Linked DNA regions of Homo sapiens: region 2 is linked to region 1. The links are chromatin contacts, found by Hi-C or POLR2A ChIA-PET in ENCODE. All regions are on one chromosome and are shown on one strand. Each heading gives the region's core, a stretch centred on a gene start or an enhancer-like site at or near the end of the contact. The rest is flanking DNA. Distances are from core to core; before and after follow the strand shown.

Region 1 (4,092 bases), core at 453-2,952:
TCTAATTTGGGGGAGGGGGTACTCTGAGAAAGAAGAAGTCATTAGTCCTTGCTAAAAAATGCAAAACTACAGGAACACATTATCTGAAGTGAGAAATATATTCCTTGATAAGGCAGTGTATCAAGAGCTCAGAATTTCGTCAGAAACACAAAAGCCTGCCCTTTCCAAGTGCAGGCAGTAATCATTATTATTTCCAGGACAACTGCTTACTGCACAGCTTAAGTTTTGAAGCACACTTAGCAGAAAAATCCACCCCCACCTAGAATACTTACAACAGATTTCTCAAAATTGTCCAAGGAATTACAGAAATCTATTTCCTGGGGATTGCTGGAAGTCTACAAGCCAAGCATGACTATTTTTAACTAACCTGCAAACAGTGGATTATATACTTAATGAGCGCCTGCATCCCTTTGCAAGGTGCAAGCAATTATTGGAGAGACCTCCTTCCCAAAAGAAAAGGGTTCCGCTATCAACACAGGAGAAACTGTGTTGATATTTGGGAAGCCGACACGCGGATTGCCTAAAACTCTCTAGCCATTTCATGCAGTTAAGACAAAGTGGACACTCAACAGAGAGCCCAAAATACCAGGGACTTTGCCACCCTGAAACGTGTTCTAATGATACATTTCCCGTTTAAGGTGTCCTAAACACACATCTTTCTCTAAATAAAGCGTGCCTGCGGGACCACTAGGAAGGTTCTACAACTTGTCCAAAAAGAAGAGGCGATTGCTCCTTTTTTTTTCTTCCCCGCCCAAAGTGCCTTCCCGAAAGACAGATTTCTGACAGTTCGCCTACTGTTGCAGCAGTAAAGGGCCGGTGTTGCCAATACCTCTCCACCGCCACCTGGGCAGGTGTGGGTCCCGTCCCGCCGCCCCGCTCCTCCAGAAACCTCCGCGGACGCCCCGCCGCCGAGCGCTTACCCGGGTCGGCCTGGCCGTGCTCCAGGAGGGCCGCCAGCAGCAGAAGTCCCAGCAGCAGCGTCGGTGGCCGCGGGGGCGCATCGTGGGACGCGCCGGCCCCGGGGCCCCTCACACCCGTGCAGCGCGCGGCTCCCCAGGCAGCCCGACCAAGCCCACGCGCCACGGGCCGGCCCCCGCGCCCCCGCGTCGCGGGCCCAGCTTCCCTTGAGCCCTGAGGCTTGGCCTCCTGCGGAGCCATGGGGACGCTTCACACATCCAGGCCGCTGCCTCGCTCTGCACCGCGCCGGGGAGCCCAGCCCTCGGCGCCCCGGTCCTCACCGGGCATCGCCGGCCACGGCCCGGGCGCCGGAGGGAGGGGGCGCCGAGCGGCGCGACTGGCTCGCTCGTCCTGCCGCGCCCGGGGCGGGCTCCAGGGAGCCGCGGCTTCACCCGCGCAGGGGCCGGGCCCGCATGGAGCCGCGGCGGGTGCGGGCCGGGGTTCCCACGGTGCCTGTCGCCGCGCGCCGGCGCGATTGGGGCGGCGAGGGTGGGACGGGCGCCGCCCGGGGCCCCCTCCCCCGGGCCGGCTCCTGCAGAACTAGGGGGCGAGGCTGCCGGGAACGGGGGTGGCGGCCGCGGGGCGCGCTCGGGTCCCTCCCTCCCGCCGCCGCTGCAGCCTCGGCGCCCCGCTGTCCTGGCTCCTCGCTCCTCGCTCCTCGCTGGGCTTCGGGTTCCAGCCCCGGCTCCGGCTCGGGTTCCCGGGCCGCGAGTGCTACCGCAGCTCAGAGCGGCGCCTCATTGACAAAGAAAGCACGTAGCCTCCGGAACGGGCGAGGAGGCGAGGAGGCGAGGCCGGCGCGCGCGCGCAGCCCCGCGCGGAGCCACCGCGCGCTCCCCGCTCCCGCGCGCCCGGCCGGGCTCGAGACCCAGGAGGGGGACCCCTCCCGGCGGCTCCCGCGCAGCGGAGGTCCTTAAGGGGAGGGCTTCCCTCCCCTCCTGTCCCCCATCTAGAGAAGGGAAGGTTGGCGGGAGAGAGGTCGTCTGGCCGGGGAGGGGGGTCATGGTCAACGTGCCCAAGCGGCAGGAAAGCTCTTCCGCCTGGATTTTGGAAAAGCTCTTTGTAGAAGGGCGGGCGCGCTTTGTGCTGTTTGTTCACTACTTCTCCGAGGGTTCAACGGACAGCTGCATGCCAGTTTACCCCTGAGGAGCTCAAGCGGCTGTGGGCTAGTTGCAATAACACGCTGGATTAAAACACATTATAAATATTTGTTGCAGCCACACTACGTGCAAAGCATTACACTGCGCACTGGGAAGACTGGGGGAAGTTTTTCCAAAAAAGTCTACACCCCCAAACAGGAGAGTCAGGCAGCTCCTGCTCAGAGGGACAAAAGGCCCAGGCGTCACCTGAGTTGGTCCCCTGCTCTTCGCCCTTGCTAGCCTTGATGGCCTTAGCAAGTGACCTGGCTCATAGGCGCCTCATCCATCCCCAGTCACTGAGTATCTATTACGGGCCCGCTGTTTGCCAGCATCTGTGTTAGGCACTGAGGATACAAGCAGCGGGGAAACACACACATCCTTGACCCGGTAAAGCTCAGACGCTATTCACTCAACAATCCTTACTGACTGCCTGCGATGTGCCAATGACAACAGCCATAAACAAAATCCCTGCCCTCCTGGAGCTGACATTCTAGTGGGGGTTCACCCGCAATAAACAAATAAGTAATAGAATATTAGACTGGTAAATGCCGTAAAGAAAAATCAGTGTAAAAGAATGAAACGTGGGGAGGGGGTGTTGCAAATGTTAAACATTGTGAAGAAAGGCCTCGCTGAGAAGGTGACGTTTGAGCCAAGATCTGAAGGAGGTGAGAACAAGCCATGCGCGAAGAGCATTCCAGATACAGGGAACCAAAAAGGCTAACATCCCGGGGCAGAGCGTGCCTGGTGTGTTAGGGCACAGCAACTTAACCAGGGGATCTGGAAAAGTGTTAGGTTCTAGTTATTGAGCATCTGCAGGATAGAAATAACACCACATTTCATCTAAGACACATACTTTTCACATGTTAACTTTTCAGAAGTCAGATGTGTTCTTATAATATGTCTAAGATTTGTTGAAATATAGTAATGCCTTGTTGGGGGTTATGATTTAATTTTGTTCTTTAATTAAACTAGTTGGGCTGTTTTGGGTTGTGTTAAGAAACTTGCAGTCTGGCCTGGCGCAGTGGCTCACGCCTGTAATACCAGCACTTTAGGAGGCCAAGGCAGGCGAATCACCTGAGGTCAGGAGTTTGAGACCAGCCTGGCCAACATGGTGAAACCCTGTCTCTACTAAAAATACAAAAATTTGCCAGGTGTGGTGGTGCATGCCTGTAATCCCAGCTACTTGGGAGGCTGAGGCAGGAGAATTGCTTCAACCTGGAAGGCAGAGGTTGCAGTGAGCCAAGATTGCACCACTGCACTCCAGCCTGGGCAACAGAGGGAGACTCCTTCAAAAGAAAGAGAGAGAGGGAGAGAGAGAGGGAGGGAGGGAGGAAGGGAAAGATGCAGTCTAGTTGAAGAGATAAAGCAATTCACTAAATTAGTTGGAGACACTGTGAGAAAGCCAGCCCATGGTCATGGTTCAGGCAGCATCACAAGATGAACGGCCCTGCAGCCGGTGGTGATCCCACGGACAAGGCGATGGGGAATGAGGATGTCAGGCAAAGAAGAACTGAAACAAGGGCAGGGTATAGACTCGCTTAGGTGTTGCAGAAAAGGGAGCCCCTGGAGAGAGAAGTGGGCGGAGCAGAGGCAGGGAAGGAGGCAGGAAGATTGGTCTTGGAGCAGTGGGCCTGCCTGTTTGAGACCCAGAACTCTTATGCTGAGGCCAAGTTGTGAAAGGCCTTGGACACATCTGAAGGAGAGGGAGAGGGGAAGATAAGTCACTCTCAGGAGCACCAATCCTGTATCAGGCTCTGAGTTAAGAGCTCCGGAGAACACACAGGTGGATGTGATGGGGGAAAACACGAACCCTTTAGTAGCCACAGCTTCCCCCACCCACCCCTTTTCTGCACCTGGACAATTGTGGTGTTGATGGTGAGTCAGGAACTGAGGAAGCTGGACAGGCTGGCTGCATTCACCCGGGAAGCGACTGAATGTTGCTGGCCTAAAGAGATATAAAAGATCCAGCAGGAGAGACGCTGTGTGCAAAGCAAGA
Region 2 (4,092 bases), core at 1,113-3,612, 680 kb before region 1:
TAAACATCACCAGTTTTCTTCAACTTATTTCCCACAGCCCAAGTTTTAGCCAGTTACTATATCAGCACCTCAAGTAACACTATTAGGTGTCTGGCCACATAAACACTGCAAAATGATTTCCTGGAAATTCAAGATGTTATAAATATGTTTTCCTAGAGGCAGACAAGTAGAAGTTATCAAGGCTTCATTTTACTTTATAAGGTAAAATTCAAGTTAACATGATAGTCACAGACGTAATTACCTCGTTTTTACAAACGACTAATTTGTTTCTCCCCTTCCACCTCTGATCTTACTCATTTTAATTATTCACTCTGCCCAGACCTTTTCTCTACATACATACACACGCCCCTCTAAACAAGAGTTTACACTGTCCTGCGATGAAAGCATAAAACAAAAGGCTGACTTGCAGATGAAGATATACCTCAGTAGTTTGATCTACAAGGACTAAATATTGAATCCAAAAAATCGTGGGTGTGGCTCGATTTTTTTTTTTTTTAGAGGGGGGCCTAAGGAGGCCAGTCGGGGCGGCTGCCTGGTCTCTGCCCTCCCCCTCTGCTTTCGCTTTGTGCTCACAATGCAGCTCCAGTAAAGCGCTTCCCTCTCCCCGCAGCCGCCGCCATGTTAGACGCTCTCTCCATGTGCCCCGAGTCCCAGCCATCCTCTCCAGTCTCCCCAGGACCCAGCCCCCAACGAATCTAAATCGTGGCAGTCCCCCGCCCCTTCACAGTCCCCTAGGAACAAAAAGTCGCTGCAGAAAATCATCTCGCGATTGAGCTGAGCCTGAGGCTCGGGGGGACACCTAAACAATTGAAACAAAGAGGGAAACGCAGGGGAGCCCATCGCATGGGCGCGGGGGTAGCAAATCGAAGACCCATTCAAAATGGGCCTGCCGGAAAGGCAGTTCTACCTTAAGATTCTAAACACACTTCTCTCCTACGGAAGAAGAGGGGACGCTCGACAGGTCTCGAGTGCATGGTAACCGAGCGGACAGACCCCAAGGCTGCAGGACGCAGGCCGCCCCAACTCCACGAGGCGGTCGGTTGAACCCGGAGCCCCCCGCGCAGGGACCTCTTCATTTTGGGCCCTCGTCAGAGAAATCGGGCCTCAGAGACGGAAAGAAGGGCACCATACAGTGAAGTCCTGACGACAGGCCCCCACCCTCACATGTCCCACTCCTAAAGGCCAAAAAGCCGGACCCACAGCGGAAGAGTAATAAAGAGGCCTGGGGTACAGTGCCGCGTCCGAGTCAGGTGACAAGTGCCTCTTCCAAGAGCCCGTTTTCTGGGCACGAAGCTCCCGCTGAACGTGGAGACGGGGCGTGTGGGCCAGGGGGTGGGAGGAGGGGACCTAGTAACGCTCCCGAGACGAAAAGAAGCGAAGGCTCCAGCGACCAGGGTCGGAGGGGCCGCAGAGCCCGGCCGCAGCCACCCCTCCCTTCCCCGCCAACTCCTGGCACCTTTTTCTTCTCCAGGTTCCGAAGTTTCTTGTCGATCACCCCGAGAATCTGCTTCATGGCCTCGGTCTGGACAGCGCCGGTGCCGGTTGCGGGGTGCTGAGAAGCCGGCGCGGCGGCCCCGGCTCCCGCGGCCGCCTCACTCCCGGAGGAACCCGACGGCGGTGGCGGTCCGGACGACTTGCTGCCGCTCCCGCTGTGGCTGGTGGCCGAGGGCATCTTCAGACCGCAAGGAGAGAGAAGAAAAAGCGGGAGGAAGGACAAGAGCGGCCAGTCAGGAGACGGACGGGGCGAGACGCGGGACAAAACGCGCAGCGAGCGGTAGCCTACGCGAGCGGGTGGGGGAGGGGGCGCGGCGCGCCTCGAGGGCAGGAAGAGTGCGCGGGCGCGCGCGCGACCCGCCAGCGGGGCGCCCGGCTGGGCCTCGCACCGCCCCCCGACCCGCCCCTCCCCCGCGGAGCCGCCGGCTCGGCCTACCAGCCCGGGGGCTCCGAGGCTCGCGCCGGAGGCGGGGCATCGCCGCGCCGGCCGCCAACGGCCACTGCAACGGTCCCTACCGGGGAGGGCCGGCTTTTGCCGGCTTCCGGAGAAGGGAGGAAAGAGAGAGGTCGGGGCTTGGGGGCAGAGAAGGGCATGGGAAATGACCGGGGTGGGGTGGGGGGACTTGGGGGCAAGCCCCTCGGAAGCTCCAGCGGGTCCGGAGATAAAGGACACCCGGGCGCAGCGGCCCTCTTCCCCTGCAGCGGCTCGGTCCCGGGTGGCGCTCACCGTGCGCGCGCGGAGGCCGCTGGAAATCACGAGTGGGCAGCTGAGGGGGCAAGGGTGGTGGTCCCTTCCGGGCAGTGTCGCGCGCTCCGTGGGCGCAGGCCGCTTCGCCCTGTCCCGCTGCACCGAGAGCCGCTCCTAGTGAGGCGAGAGCCGGGAGCGGGAGGGACTTAGCCAGCCAGCAGCCCTCTGGGTCGCGAGGGGCGGGAGAAGCGGAGAGCGGGGGCCTTCGCGGCCGCTCGGGCTGCCCGGCGCGAACGCCTGCCCGGAAGAGGCCGCCCGCTAGCTTCTCCGCCGTCCCCCGGCCCCGGCGCTGTGGGGCGCCTCCTGGACGCAGGTGGGGATGGCCCCGGCAAGGCCGAAGGAAAGGCCCCTTGAGTTTTGAGAGCAATCGACGCTAGGGTCCTTCAGGCGAAATCGTTTGACGCCCAAACGGGGACAATAGGTGTCAAGCAGCTGGCTCTGGAGCTGGCAACTGCCCCTTGAAGAGCCCTTATTTGGGGTGGGGGTGGGGGTTGGGGGGCAAAGGTTTCTGCAAGTAAGGGGTGCGTGGGGTGGGTGGTGCGATCCCAGCTTCTAGAATTCCTTCTGTATGCAGAGCGAGCAAACTCCATACCCCAAAACGTCTTTTGAAAAAAAGACAACTCGCCGCTTCCCCACCAAACAATCACCCAGTAACCTAGGAGTTCTCTGTAGAACGTGTCGGACACGGTCATGGTTGGTGGCTTTTTAAATCCTAAAGCTCTGGCCTCACAAAGAGTCTTCAGCTACCCTATGATGTTATACATCCAGTAGGCCTGAGTATTACGAATTATTAGACTTTTGTTTCCTTTTTTTTTAGGTTTACCTAACACTGTAAAGAGAACGTTCAATGAAATACAAAGAAAAAGATGATTTTTTTGCTCCAAGAGAATTATTCCAGCCTTGGGGTGGAGTGGGTGTGGACAGTGAGCAGAAAAACAAGAAACCAAGTTCTGGGAGGAAATAAAATGAATATAATCAGTGGAAAATTCAGCAACGCAATATTGTGTGACAACAGTAAATGACCAATTTATAATTTAAATTCTATGAAAAAGAGATTTAGAAGAGAGTTCTACCAAACCCACTGTTCCCTAGGGAATAAAATGAGTAACGCTGACTGGCAACAGTGCATCCTGAGGGAGCCTGGAGAAACAACAGCAGCCTCCGACCTCAAGATATCCTGGTTAGCTGCAAAGTCTGTTATATATTCATTCAAATATTTATTAAGCACCTTACTGTGTGCTGGGAACTCTTAAGTGCTAGGGATTATGAACAAAACATATTTACATGGAGCTTACAATCTAAGTAAGGGGAAGACAAGTAAATACATGTCAGATAGTGAAATGGTAGAGAAAAGAAAAAACGGTGGTCAGGGAAAGCCTTACTGACATTTGAGCTAGTACTGAAGGAAGTGAGGAAGAAGGCTAAGCAGCTACCTTGGAGGAGGAATTTTCCAGGTAGAGGAAACACCAAGTACTAAGATCTGAGACGGAGTGTGCTTTTTGGGTTCAAGGAACAGCACGGAAACCATAGTGGCAAGAGCAGAGAGTAGGAGATGAGGTCAAACATATTAAAGGGGGCTGGTCTTGTAGGGCCTGAAAGACCACGGTAAGGACTTTGGCTTTTGCTGCATTAGATGGGGAGTCATAGTTTCAAAATTTAGTCACCTAAACCATCCTTAGCACTACGCTGAGCAATTATGCCAGGCCTAGAGGCTAGAAACGGAGATGATAATCCTTTAGCTCCTTGCAACTCAAAGTTTATTCAGCCCAACCTCTCTCACTACCACTATCACTACTATCTTGGACTGCATAGCAGACTTAACTGAATCTACATTTTAACAAGATCTTCAG

Evidence for each region. Hi-C counts contacts between places; a loop is a spot of excess contacts on that map. ChIA-PET counts read pairs that join two places held with the same protein, here RNA polymerase II (POLR2A). Pooled maps may share reads with other maps.
Region 2: a pooled map shows a loop between it and region 1 (3-fold over the local background). The contact joins the promoter of CAPRIN1 here to the promoter of KIAA1549L in region 1. A Hi-C loop is called at or near these places in 1 of 168 maps with a recorded cell type or tissue (GM12878), 1 of 37 single-sample maps with no recorded cell type and 5 of 50 pooled maps. POLR2A ChIA-PET finds 5 or more read pairs at or near these places in 1 of 52 experiments (activated CD8-positive, alpha-beta memory T cell).

What each region holds. Positions count from the first base shown.
Region 1 is chr11:33,373,718-33,377,809 of GRCh38, reverse strand. KIAA1549L (KIAA1549 like) reads right to left here and starts at 1,702. Exons shown (of 21, transcript NM_012194.3): 1 at 921-1,702. The coding sequence starts at 1,158. RefSeq lists silencers at 837-1,116, 1,247-1,346, 1,487-1,726, 1,757-1,816.
Region 2 is chr11:34,050,001-34,054,092 of GRCh38, reverse strand. It overlaps CAPRIN1 (cell cycle associated protein 1), which reads right to left and starts at 2,362. Exons shown (of 19, transcript NM_005898.5): 1 at 2,222-2,362; 2 at 1,457-1,672. The coding sequence starts at 1,672. It overlaps LOC101929918 (a long non-coding RNA gene), which reads left to right and starts at 766. Exons shown (of 3, transcript XR_931177.3): 1 at 766-1,774; 2 at 3,060-3,422. RefSeq lists enhancers at 489-768, 799-868, 939-1,008, 1,079-1,148 and silencers at 1,759-2,058, 2,099-2,648, 2,508-2,707.